Regions from separate parts of the Homo sapiens genome. Here all the other regions are linked to region 2. A link is a contact called in ENCODE Hi-C or POLR2A ChIA-PET data. All regions are on one chromosome and are shown on one strand. The core of a region is the stretch at or near the end of the contact, and the rest is flanking DNA. Distances in the headings are between cores, read along the strand shown.

The links. A loop is a pair of places that touch in the nucleus more often than their neighbours do. ChIA-PET counts read pairs that join two places held with the same protein, here RNA polymerase II (POLR2A). Pooled maps may share reads with other maps.
Region 1: a loop to region 2 is called in a pooled map, with 2.7 times the contacts of the local background. The contact joins the promoter of TMSB15B-AS1 here to the promoter of TCEAL3 in region 2. A Hi-C loop is called at or near these places in 2 of 50 pooled maps. POLR2A ChIA-PET finds 5 or more read pairs at or near these places in 2 of 52 experiments (H1 and OCI-LY7).
Region 3: a pooled map shows a loop between it and region 2 (3-fold over the local background). The contact joins the promoter of TCEAL8 here to the promoter of TCEAL3 in region 2. A Hi-C loop is called at or near these places in 2 of 50 pooled maps.

Annotation. Positions count from the first base shown.
Region 1 is chrX:103,917,213-103,920,832 of GRCh38, reverse strand. It overlaps TMSB15B-AS1 (TMSB15B antisense RNA 1), which reads left to right and starts at 1,285. Exons shown (of 5, transcript NR_146557.1): 1 at 1,285-1,408; 2 at 1,753-2,001; 3 at 2,373-2,424; 4 at 2,608-2,746. It also overlaps a transcript of TMSB15B not described here. RefSeq lists an enhancer at 1,270-1,359.
Region 2 is chrX:103,605,784-103,609,235 of GRCh38, reverse strand. TCEAL3 (transcription elongation factor A like 3) reads right to left here and starts at 1,273. Exons shown (of 3, transcript NM_032926.3): 1 at 1,178-1,273; 2 at 563-632; 3 at 1-198. The coding sequence starts at 171. RefSeq lists silencers at 949-1,118, 1,149-1,378.
Region 3 is chrX:103,253,847-103,257,467 of GRCh38, reverse strand. TCEAL8 (transcription elongation factor A like 8) reads left to right here and starts at 2,313. Exons shown (of 3, transcript NM_153333.3): 1 at 2,313-2,390; 2 at 2,791-2,863; 3 at 3,451-3,621. The coding sequence starts at 3,489. RefSeq lists an enhancer at 2,327-2,376.

The DNA of each region.
Region 1 (3,620 bases), core at 36-2,535, 310 kb before region 2:
CAGTGATGCCAAATCCAGCAAAGGAGAAGTCCCCTGAAGAGCTCACAGAAGGGCAACCTAGCAACCTGTCCTTGAGCCAGGAAATGAAAGAGCCATATCAGCAACAGAGAGCTGTGGTTTGGGGGTTAGGTTAAATGGGGTTTGATTTCTCACACTTCTTCATCAAGCATGGCTTGAAGAAGGAAGACATTATGACAGACCCATTTGAAAATCTGCAAAGCTGTGGACTCAGAAGAATGTACGGAGTCCAGATTCTTTGCATACAGTTCCAGGAAGGACCGCGGGTAGGAACCTGTGCTCTGGAGTTACATTTCATAACAGATATGCCATGGACAAATACACTGATGACAGGCCCATTTACTTATAACCTTCAGCATCACGTGGTGGTGTTTAGAACAGTGGTTCACGAATCTCTCTACACCTCAGAATCAACTATGGGGCTGTTTAAAACTACAAATCACACTCTTTACCTGTAGTCCTAGTACATCAAAATCCCCCAGGGGTAAGGCCCAGGAATCTGCATTTATAACAAGCTCTCCAAAATGATTCTGAGGCAGCCCACTTTTTACTCACTTTAGTTAATAGTATGAGTTCTGGATTCAGAGATTCGGTCCAAATTTTGGCTTCACCTTGTAATTTCAGACAAATCATTTTACCTCTCTGAGCCTTGCCTCCCTTGGCGTCACAAAGGGCTGTCGAAATTATGTTGCTTTTATAAAAAGGGCAGCTTTTTGTAGTATAAAAAAAAGTATTTTTAAAAAAACGAAGGAAAGAAGAGTGCCAAGAAGAGTTTCCTCTTCTGTACAATGGGCACCATAAAGGTTGCCTTCATCTTCCCTCAGCCCTCTCCCTACTACCTCCTCACCCCCTCCCTCAGCACTATCATCACATTGAGACTGCTGTTGAGATGGTTTGAGACTACCTGTGCAAAAGTGCTCTTCAGACAATGCTGCAGGGCAAACAATTAGCATCTAGAGAGCAACATACAGGTGCTAAGTTGGATGCTGTAACTTCTTTGCTGCGGGATACAGTGCAAGACGCTTAACCTCTCTGTCTTTGGCTCAGTTTCTTCATCTGTGAAATGGAGATAACAGTTCTTGCTCACTAATTCTATGCAGTCCCAAGTTGGTCCTCCCATCCTGGCTTTGGTTTTTCTCCGCTATCCCTTAATCTAACAGAATAGAGGAGTGTTGGCAAGGGGTAGCCTTTGAAGTCAGATATGTTGACTTGGGAGTGAGCTCTTAGCTCTGCACTTCCTAACTGTACCGCCTGGGTGTTTCAGTCCTTTCCTGTTAAGTGGGCACACTGCTACCTCCTTCACAGGGCTGCTGAGAAGAAAGGAGACAGGCGCATCCGCACACAGAAAGCACTCAGTAAATGCTGTTTCCCCCCTTCCCCCTATACAAAGGTAAGGAACTCTCATTGTTCACTTGGTTTCTGTCCCACCTCGTGTTTCAGGCATCCGGTCTCAAAGCCCGGAGCAGAGCCGAGGCGGAAGGGGATGGGGAGAAGGGAAGCGACGGGGTAGCAGCAAACTCACAGATGAAAGGGAAATGGGCCTGGTCCGTGCGTCCGAGCTCCACTTGACGCCGCGCCGGCTCCCGTGCCTGTCGGCCTCAGCCCCCGCCAGCCAGCTCCCGAGTCTTGCTAGCAGTAGCTTCAGGGCCAGAGGCTGCTTGGGTAGGCCGCCTCCTCGCCCCGCTGATTGGCCGCGTCGCGCGGCTTGTCACGCTCTTTTGTCTCAATGGGCAGAGACTGAAAGCAACCGCGGCTGCCCGGAGGTCCGAACTGGAGGGTGGCCGCAGCCGTGACTTCCTTGGGAACCGCGCTGCCTCGACTCGGCTACCTCTCTGCGAAGCACTCGCTAAGCCGGGCAGCCCCGGGGTCGCTTAGCGGCCCAGGAGGCGCCAGCGATCCTGTTCCCCTGCAGAGCTATGGGGACCGGAAGGCGAAACAGAGCTGTCGACGCGGGAGCATACGCTGCCCACCAGTGGAGCGCAGGTAAAGAAAGAGCGCGCGATTTCCCGGCGCGGAGAGGGGTGGGGGAAGCCCCACCAGGACTGGGCGGCGCCCGGCTTGGAGAATCAGTAACTGCGAGGCAGGGGATGGAGCACTCCCATGGCCTGGTTGCGCTGAGAAAGGAGTTGTGGCTCATCTGGATGCTGCCGACTGGGTAGGATTTATGATTTGCCTGGATTGAAGTGGGCGGGGGTGTTGTCGGGCGTCGGGGGCGGGTGTTCGGGGAGGTGGCAAGGGGCGGGAGAAGACGATCGCAAGCTGTCTTGAACCCCTTTTGCATCTCCTCATCTCTTCCTGGGAAGGAATATGGGGGTGGGAGGTCATCCAACTTCTAGTCCCTTTCTCTCCGGCAGGTCATCAAAGCCGAATCCGAATTTGAATTCTGTGCGGCTGATTGCAGAGCTGGTAGGCCGACGGTTTCCCGCAGGAAATGTACGGGGGGCGGGAGTGCAGGAGGCACTTTGGCTTGTGTTCAGAAGATGGGAGAGGGAATTTTCCGCCTGGCGACAGAGGAGGCGGTGGAGGGGAGGTATCAGGTTTTCAGAAGAGGCTGCTCCCAACCCTTCCTTTCCTTCCTTCGCGGCACAGTCTTGAGGCCCTGAGGACTGGGATCTGCGACCCCCAGTGGACAAAAGTCGACTCTACCCCAGAGGCTAATTTTCTCAAGGCAGGCACCTGTTGAGAGGCTGCAAGTAAAATACAGGGGAACGCTAGTTTCCGAGCTCATGTAAGAATCTGAGAAATAACGGGGGTAAACTTTGACAAAGGGGTGTGTGATTGAGACCTGAGGTCATGAGATTAATGGGTTCTTATTACCTCTTGCGGGGGGAGGTAGTAAAGGGGAGGGGCAGGTGGCCTGTGGCGTCCTGAAGATTTTTCATGCATTCTTTTTCCGAGAACTAAACATTGTCAACTCTAATATATCTATAGCGCAACTTGCTTCAAGGACAGTAATAATTTTCATTTAATAATTTTCCATTTAATCCCTTTACTACATGGTCATTTCTGTCTCTTATATTCCTAGGTTTCCCTTTATAAGGATTAGTCAGATCAACATTATATCTCTAACAATGTTCCTTAGCTTTTTCACTCTCATTATACCTAGAGAATTTAATGGAATAAACCAGATTTTATATATATATATATATATATATATATATATATATATAAATGTGTGTGTGTGTGCGTGTGTGTGTGTATAAAATTACTCAACATTCAAGTAGTCTTGAAAAAAGATGGGTAGGAGTCACCTTCTTTCCCTTCATCAGTTACCAGTGTTCTCTTAACATAATGGAAGAGGCAGGAGGTATTCCCACCTACAACTCAGGATTCCTATGTCCTATGGGTTCAGTTGTGTCCCCCCCCCCAAAAAAAAACACCAAATACATCTATTGGACTCCTGACCCCTCGTCTCTCTCCTACTTGAAGATGGGTTTTTTAGTGGGATACTGAAGTTAAATTACATTCATTAGGGTGGGCTCTAACTCGAAATGGCTAGCGTGCATTGTGCCTATCAAAAGGGGAAATTCAGACAAAGAGACATGTGTACAGGGAAGAAAATGTGAAGTAGCATACAGAGAAGTGGGCCATCTACAAGCTGA
Region 2 (3,452 bases), core at 24-2,523:
CTCATCACCTGGCTCTCCCTCATCCTCTCTCTTTCCCTCGCATTCTGTCTTCCCCTCCACGTCTGGCTTTTCTTCCTCGTCTGACTTTCCTTCATCATCAGGCTCTACTTCATCTTCTGGCTTTCCCTCGTTTTCCAGGTTTCCTTCATTTTTATTGTAGGGTTTTTCCATGTCGAGATTTCCCCTCCTTTTCCTGTCCTGGGGGATGGGAATGGAGGGAAGAGGAGACAAATAAGAGACATGGGAGACTGAGGGCATGGGGTGGAATGCAGGTCTGGATAGTACTTGCATCTCACCCCTGGTGAGGGTTCCCCTAAGCTGGCAGGGCCCCCAAGAGGGCCTTCTGCCCACCACGTAGCCTGCCACTCCTCCCACACACGTGAGCCAGCCATTCCCTGGCAGTCCCTGCCACCTTCTCTGCACTGGTTCAGCCTGGTAAGGTGTGTGTTCATGTGAGTGGGGGATGGGCAGGGGCCCCAGTTCGGCCCTGGCCGGGCCCTCCACACTCTCAACCCTTATAGGGCCCTGTCCATTGAGCTCCCCCACAACCACCTTCACAGACCTGCAGGGATTCTGGACAGGTTGCTCCTCCTTTTTAGGCCTCGCAGAGCGCTGGGAACAGACGCGCAGACCTGCGGACAGACAGGAGACAGGGGTAGGGGCTGCGCAGTCAGCGGTCTCACAGGGACTCGGTTCCCTTTCCTGAGTCCAGGCCCTGCTTACCCAACGTTTTCCTCCCCTACATCCCCCGCACCCCAGCCGCCATTTCTTTCCAGGCCTCGGGCACCAAACCAGGATGCTTTCCAAACTGCGTTTGTCTCTGTGTCCCCTTCCCCTGGAGGCAACCTGTCCCAGCGCCACCCCGTTTTTGCGGAGGTCAGATGTTTCCATGGGAGCAGATTGTGAGAGGCGGTTATTTCCAGAATATGTCTACGTTTCACTGTTGCACTGCGGGGTTGCCCCCCCGTACTCCATTTCCAGTACTAAAATGGATGGACGGCTCAGTGCAGGGGGTCGTCGAGAAGGCGGGCCAGGCTCCCCCGCCCTTGCCTCCGACCGCTCCGCTTCCCCCTCCTCACCAGTCTCCCGGATCCTTTCTCCGCCCCTCCCTACTCCTACTGCCAGCCACCTCCACCCCTTCCGTGGTTCCGCCGGCAGCGCCCACCTTCACACTGACCTGCCGGGACCCGGGACAGGCCTGTGCCTTCTCCGGCTCGCGGAAGCCCGCTCGCTGCTCCCCCGCTGCCCGGGCAGCTCAGACAGCTGGTTCTGCGCGGGCGCCAGGACCGGACCGCAGGGCGGGCGGGCGGGCGCGGGGGCTGGTGCCCACGTAGGCGCCCGGCGGGTCACGTGAGCGCCGCGTCACCCGAGCTCGGCCCCCCTTGCCTGACCCACCTCACCATCCAACCCCGAAGGACCGGGAGGCTGGGGACGGTCGGGGTCGGGGTGTGTTTGTGTAGCAAAGGGGGGTCACGGAGAAGAGGAGGAGGGGGTGGCTTTCTGACCCCAGGTGCTTTACCTGGCGCATCTCACGGCATCCTCGCAGGGTATCTCTCTCTGATGCCATTATCGCCAGGTGTGACAGCTGATCAAAGAGGGTACCCGACTTTGCCAAGAGCGCTCAGCCCCAGAACTCCAGAGCCCGCTTTCAAGACTGTCTCTGCCTGACTCCAGAGCCCAGGGTGGTGCTGCCTGCCAGGAAGCTGAGCTGCCACCTTGAGTGGCAGTGTTCCTAGGGTTCTGTCCTGGGCCTCCTCTCTCCTCAGTCCTCAAGTTCTGTCTCCCTGTTTGATCTCATTCATTTCCAGTAAAGACCAATGACTTCCAGATTTACATCTCCAGGCTATTCCCTCCCCAGAATCTCAGACCTATTTTTGCATTCCCATCAGAAATATAGGGGAGTGTTTTGTTTCCCAATGCCCTTCCCAACATAACCTATGACATACTTTTAAATGTTCACTGATATGATAGTTGAGAAGTAATATCTCAATGGCATTTTATTTTGCCTTATCTGTGTTTAAGGACAATTTAAATATCTTTCTTTGTGAATTGTCGGTTCATGTCTTTTCCACATTTTTCTAGTGGGTTGTTGGTCCTTCTCACCTCAATTTTCAAGTTTTCTTAATACATTAACTGTTATATATGTTGCAATTTTCTCTCCAGTTTGTCAGTTGCTTTTTGGCTTTGTTTATGGTGTTTTTCTGCCATGCATTAAAAAAAGTAGTCAAATTTATTTAACTTTTATTGCCTCTAGATTTCGATTCATAGTTAAGAAATCTTTTCCTACATAAGGTCCAAGAAGCATTCACCCATGTTTTCTTCTAGTATTCATATGGTTTTCTTTACATTTAGAGTTTATATTTGTGTATGGCATAAAGTATTGATGGATCTTTTGTTTTCTTTTTCCAATCGGTTTCTCAGTTGTTCTGGCATCAGAAAGTCCATCTTTGCTTTAGGGATTTGAGATACCACCTTTATTACATATCAAATATCCATATGTACTTGGAAAACCTTCTGGGCTTTTTATTCTATTTCATTGGTCTGTTTGCTATCCATATACCAGTTGAATTATAGAGGATATATAATTTCATATATCTGGTAGAGCTAGGTCCCCTCAGTAGATTCTCTTTTTTCCAACACATTCTTGTATGTTTGTTTTTCTACATGAACTTCAGCATAAATTTGATTCAGATCCGTTTTAATTAACGATTAGATATATCCACCTGAATGTCCCTGAAGGACCTCAAATGCAATATGTCCCAAGTGATTTTACCATCCTTCCTTGATCTTTTCCACACACAAAACTCCCTCCTCTTCATTTCTCTTATCTTAATAGATGGCTCCAGAACCCACACTGTTGCCCAAGCAAGAAATCTGGGAATCATCCCTCATTCCCTCTTCCTCCCTCCCACCAAGTAATCTTGACCTTCTCTTCTAAATATCTGGATTTTCCCACTTTTCTTCCATCTCCACTCTTGCTACATTTTTTTAGGCAAACAACTCCCCACTCCTGGTCTATGGTGGAAGATCCCTTTCTGGTTTTGCTACCTCAAGTCTTGCTCTCCTTAATATATATCATATTGTCCCACTGCCTTTTTCTGTTTCATCTTCATTACAGTACTTGAAGTAGGTAGGTCACTAATTACCTCTTATATAGAAACCACTCCACAGGCCAGGTTAAAAAGGGCCTTGGTCTTTAGCCTGATTATTTTCAGATCAACTTTTAGCAGTTATTGAAGATCTAAAGTAAATTCTGAATTTTGAAATAATTGAAAAGAAATGTGCCTGTTGGATAATTAGACAGTTAGGATGCCAGATTCCTGGATGGGATGATTCAGTCTTGTAAAGCTGTGAATTTTATCACTCCTGCCCCCAACCCTGCCGGCATTTGGAAGTTTGGTAGATTTTCCTTCAAAGGTCTCTTGAAAAAAATCAAATGGAAAAGGATAGGC
Region 3 (3,621 bases), core at 1,064-3,563, 350 kb after region 2:
GGCAGAGAAGGAGATGATGAGGCTAGAAACATGTCCTGAGGTTCAATTCTGATGGAGGCTGAATGTCAAGATAAGGAGTATAGGATTTACTTGGTGAGTGGTGCGGTTACCATCCAGGGTCACTGAGCAGGAGAATGACTGTTGAAAGCAGGGACAAGGTAATGTGTAAGGTGGATTAAAGGGAGAGAGGGAGGCGCTGGAGGCAGGAAGTCCAGAAGTGAAGCAATGGCCTAAATCTGTTCATGAATGTTTACAGCAGTTCTTTTCATAATTGCTTAGAGCTGGGAATAACTCAAATGTCCTTCAGCAGGTGAATGAATAAGCAAACTGTGGAATAGCTAAATAACAGAATACTACTCAGCAAAAAAGAGAATAAACTATTGATACATGCAACAACTCAAATGGATGTCCAGGGCATTATGCTGAGTGAAAGAAGCCAGTCCCAAAAGAAGCCAGTGCACAAAAATTGAAAAATGAAATCATTTACATAATATTCTGAATAAGACAAAAGTGTAGTAATGGGGAATATATTAGTGGTTGCCAGAGTTTAGGGAAGGCAGTCAAATAGGACTACAAGAGACAGCATGCAGGAGTTTCTGGGGGTGATTGAACTGTATTCTGATTGCAGTGGTGGTTAAACAAATCTATACATTGGTTAAACTTCATAGAAGTGTACACACACACAAAGTCCATTTTGCTGCTGATGATTTTTCTTTTAAAAGATCAGAGTTGTTCCTCACTAAATGGTTACATTTAAAAGAGTGGAAACATTTGGTGATAGGCAATGATTAAATCTTTATAATTTGCTAGTTATATTTATATTAAAAGCTCTCTCTCAAACAATAGAACATTTATCCCTCAAGTGTGGAAGAAATTTGTCATGCTTCAACTATAAATCATTAAGTCCAAAAAATATTTATTTTTTCCAAACCTTCTTTTCTCTTCTCTGGTGGGTGTTCTTGTTGGCTAAGGCATCCTGCTGTGACCACCCTAGACAAAAGACCCCCTCTGTCTTCTTCTGACTCTCCAGCTGGCTCCATTGGCCAGAATGCCACTCCAGGCACCACCATCCTTCCAAGTACCAGTGGATTCTGAGTTGCAGGGATATCAGTTTCCTGTTTAATATTATTTTTTACAGCAATGTTGTTCTCTTTGCTTTCTAATCATAACAATTATGCATGTCAATAGTTCTTTTAATGGGACACAGTGGATGATACCAGACTATCTCAAGAGTGCCATGAATGAAAATGCCATGCAAAGAAGCCTCAAGCCTGATGGTGAGATACAGAGAATTCTCTTTTCTGAGTGTTTCATGAGTGTATGAGTTATTTCCCAACAACGAAATGTTTTCCAAGAAACATACTACTTTGAGTTCCAAAAGAATTTTACTCAGTGGAAAGCAGGCTTTTCTGTGGACTTATCTGATTAACAAGATACTGAATCCTATAGAGGAAATGGGGAGGAAGTCTGTCTGAAGCCTCCAAGTGAAACCTTAGTGGATGCCACCAGTGGTCATCAATGAAAAAGATCAGACATCCAACACTTGATAACTTGAGTTCTGCCAGAAATAGAAAGAGTAGTAGATTACCTATACAAAATTGCTAACAAGAGAAAACTAGGCCTCCTTCCACACATTAATTTGGGAGTCAATTTTTTAAGTGCTGTTTGGTAAGATTTTAAAAAATTCTAACACATCAATATGTTGTGAATATTGTCATTTCATTTCCAGCCATTAGAAAACTTTTCCAAAGTCTTACACATTGATATAACTAATTTGTCCTTCATATTAAGTGTTACATATTGCTTATGAGGCATCCGTTTTCTGATACCATTTTTAAAAGTATGCTGATTGCTGAAAACATAGAACACAACAGAAAACTATTCAAGAGGATTAGTCAAATCCTCCACTTTCAACCTTAGATTCTTTTCCAGCCCCCTCTTCCCGATCTACCACCTTTGCCCATTTCAATGCTGGATAGGATTCCAGGGGAAATGGTGGACTGTAGGGGTCTTGGAGGAGGGGAGGTGGGAGTATTGGGAGCAGAAGAAAGAGATGATTCCTCAAAGAAGGAGAAATGGTCGATTACCCCTAAAAGGCTGATCCTCCTGGTAATCTGAGAAAGGCGAATAAATACTCCAGGGCGAAGATAACAGTTTATTGTCTCCGATTGGCAAATACGAAAAAAGATTGACAGTATCAAGTGGAGGGAACGCAGCGGGCGGGCTGCAGTGTTAATGGGAGGGGTAACTGGGGACTCGAGCTCAGTGATGACGCGACTCTCACGTGACCAGGAGTCGACGTGTGCAGAAGTCCTTATAGTCCAGGGCCTGTTTCCCTGTAGCAGCTCCTTATTGCTGGAGAAGGAGAAAAGTGCCCAAGATCCTTTCAGGTTAGTATAAACGTGGGCGCTGACTTGGAGACCCTGGGGTCGAGGAGGCCGAGAGCAGAAAGCAAGCGGGGCCGGCACTGCTTTCCCCACTTCTGTTCCGCCAAACTCCCATTTTGTGCAGGAAATTTGGGGCTGTTTGGTGGGGGATGGCGGGTGGAGAGAGAGAAGGGTAGCTAATTAAGGGTCCTGAGAGAGAGACATAGAAACTGTTTGGAAGAAACTTGCTTTTCCTACTCCCTGCTTGCAGAAAAACGGTGGGCACGGAGGAGGGCGGGGTTGCCATAAAAGGAGGGCGAGGATGAGGACATGGGAAACTTTACACCAACATGGCCTAGAATCATGAAAGGGACCCGTGATCCAGGTACTAGTCTGCTCACCAAACACTCCCATCTGTCTGCAGGATATTTGGTTTTTTGGGCGCGACACAAATCGAGGTGAGGGAAGAGAGAGGAAAATCCCCTGAATCCCTGCAGGTCAGTTTTTGTAAAGGTGCAATTGCTTCAGGTCTCTTCGGGTGGGGGTGGAAGTGTGAGTGACACCAAAGCACATCCTGGGGTCGCAGCAGCCCCTCCCCATCCGGATTAAGTGCCAGAGGCCGGTGCCGAGCCTGCAGCGGAAATGAGGCGGGGGAGGAGGAGGCTTAAGAGACGCTGAAGGGGGAGGGGAGGCCAGAGACTGGACCAGCCGTCTCAGGTGAGAGGCTGGAGGTTGAGAGGGCCTGGGAAAGTCTGAAGGGCGGGAGTGTTGGAGACCAGAGGCGGGAGAAGGGTTAATTGCTTCCGTACTGCTCCCATTTCAGTATTAGGAGAGGCTTGTAGCAGGGCCTGCTGGGAAGATGGTGGGCAGGAGCAGGAGGAGAAAGATGGAGCTGGAACGAAAGGGGGCGCGAAGGGAGGTGGAGTCAGGGGAGTTCTGAGCCTGAGGATCCAGCTTTCTCTAGTTGGAAAACTTTTGACAATTAGGGTACTGAGTCAAAAAAGGCCAGTCGCTATGGGACCCCATACTCTGACTGCTGGTCTGTTTGCCTGGAATCTAGTAGTTTTGTTTCCTTGTTTTCTAGGATTAATTTATTCAAAAAGGAAATAAAAAATACTCAATATGCAAAAGTCTTGTGAAGAAAATGAGGGAAAACCACAGAACATGCCAAAGGCCGAGGAAGATCGCCCTTTGGAGGATGTACCACAGGAGGCAGAAGGAAATCCTCAACCTTCCGAAGAAGGCGTAAGCCAGG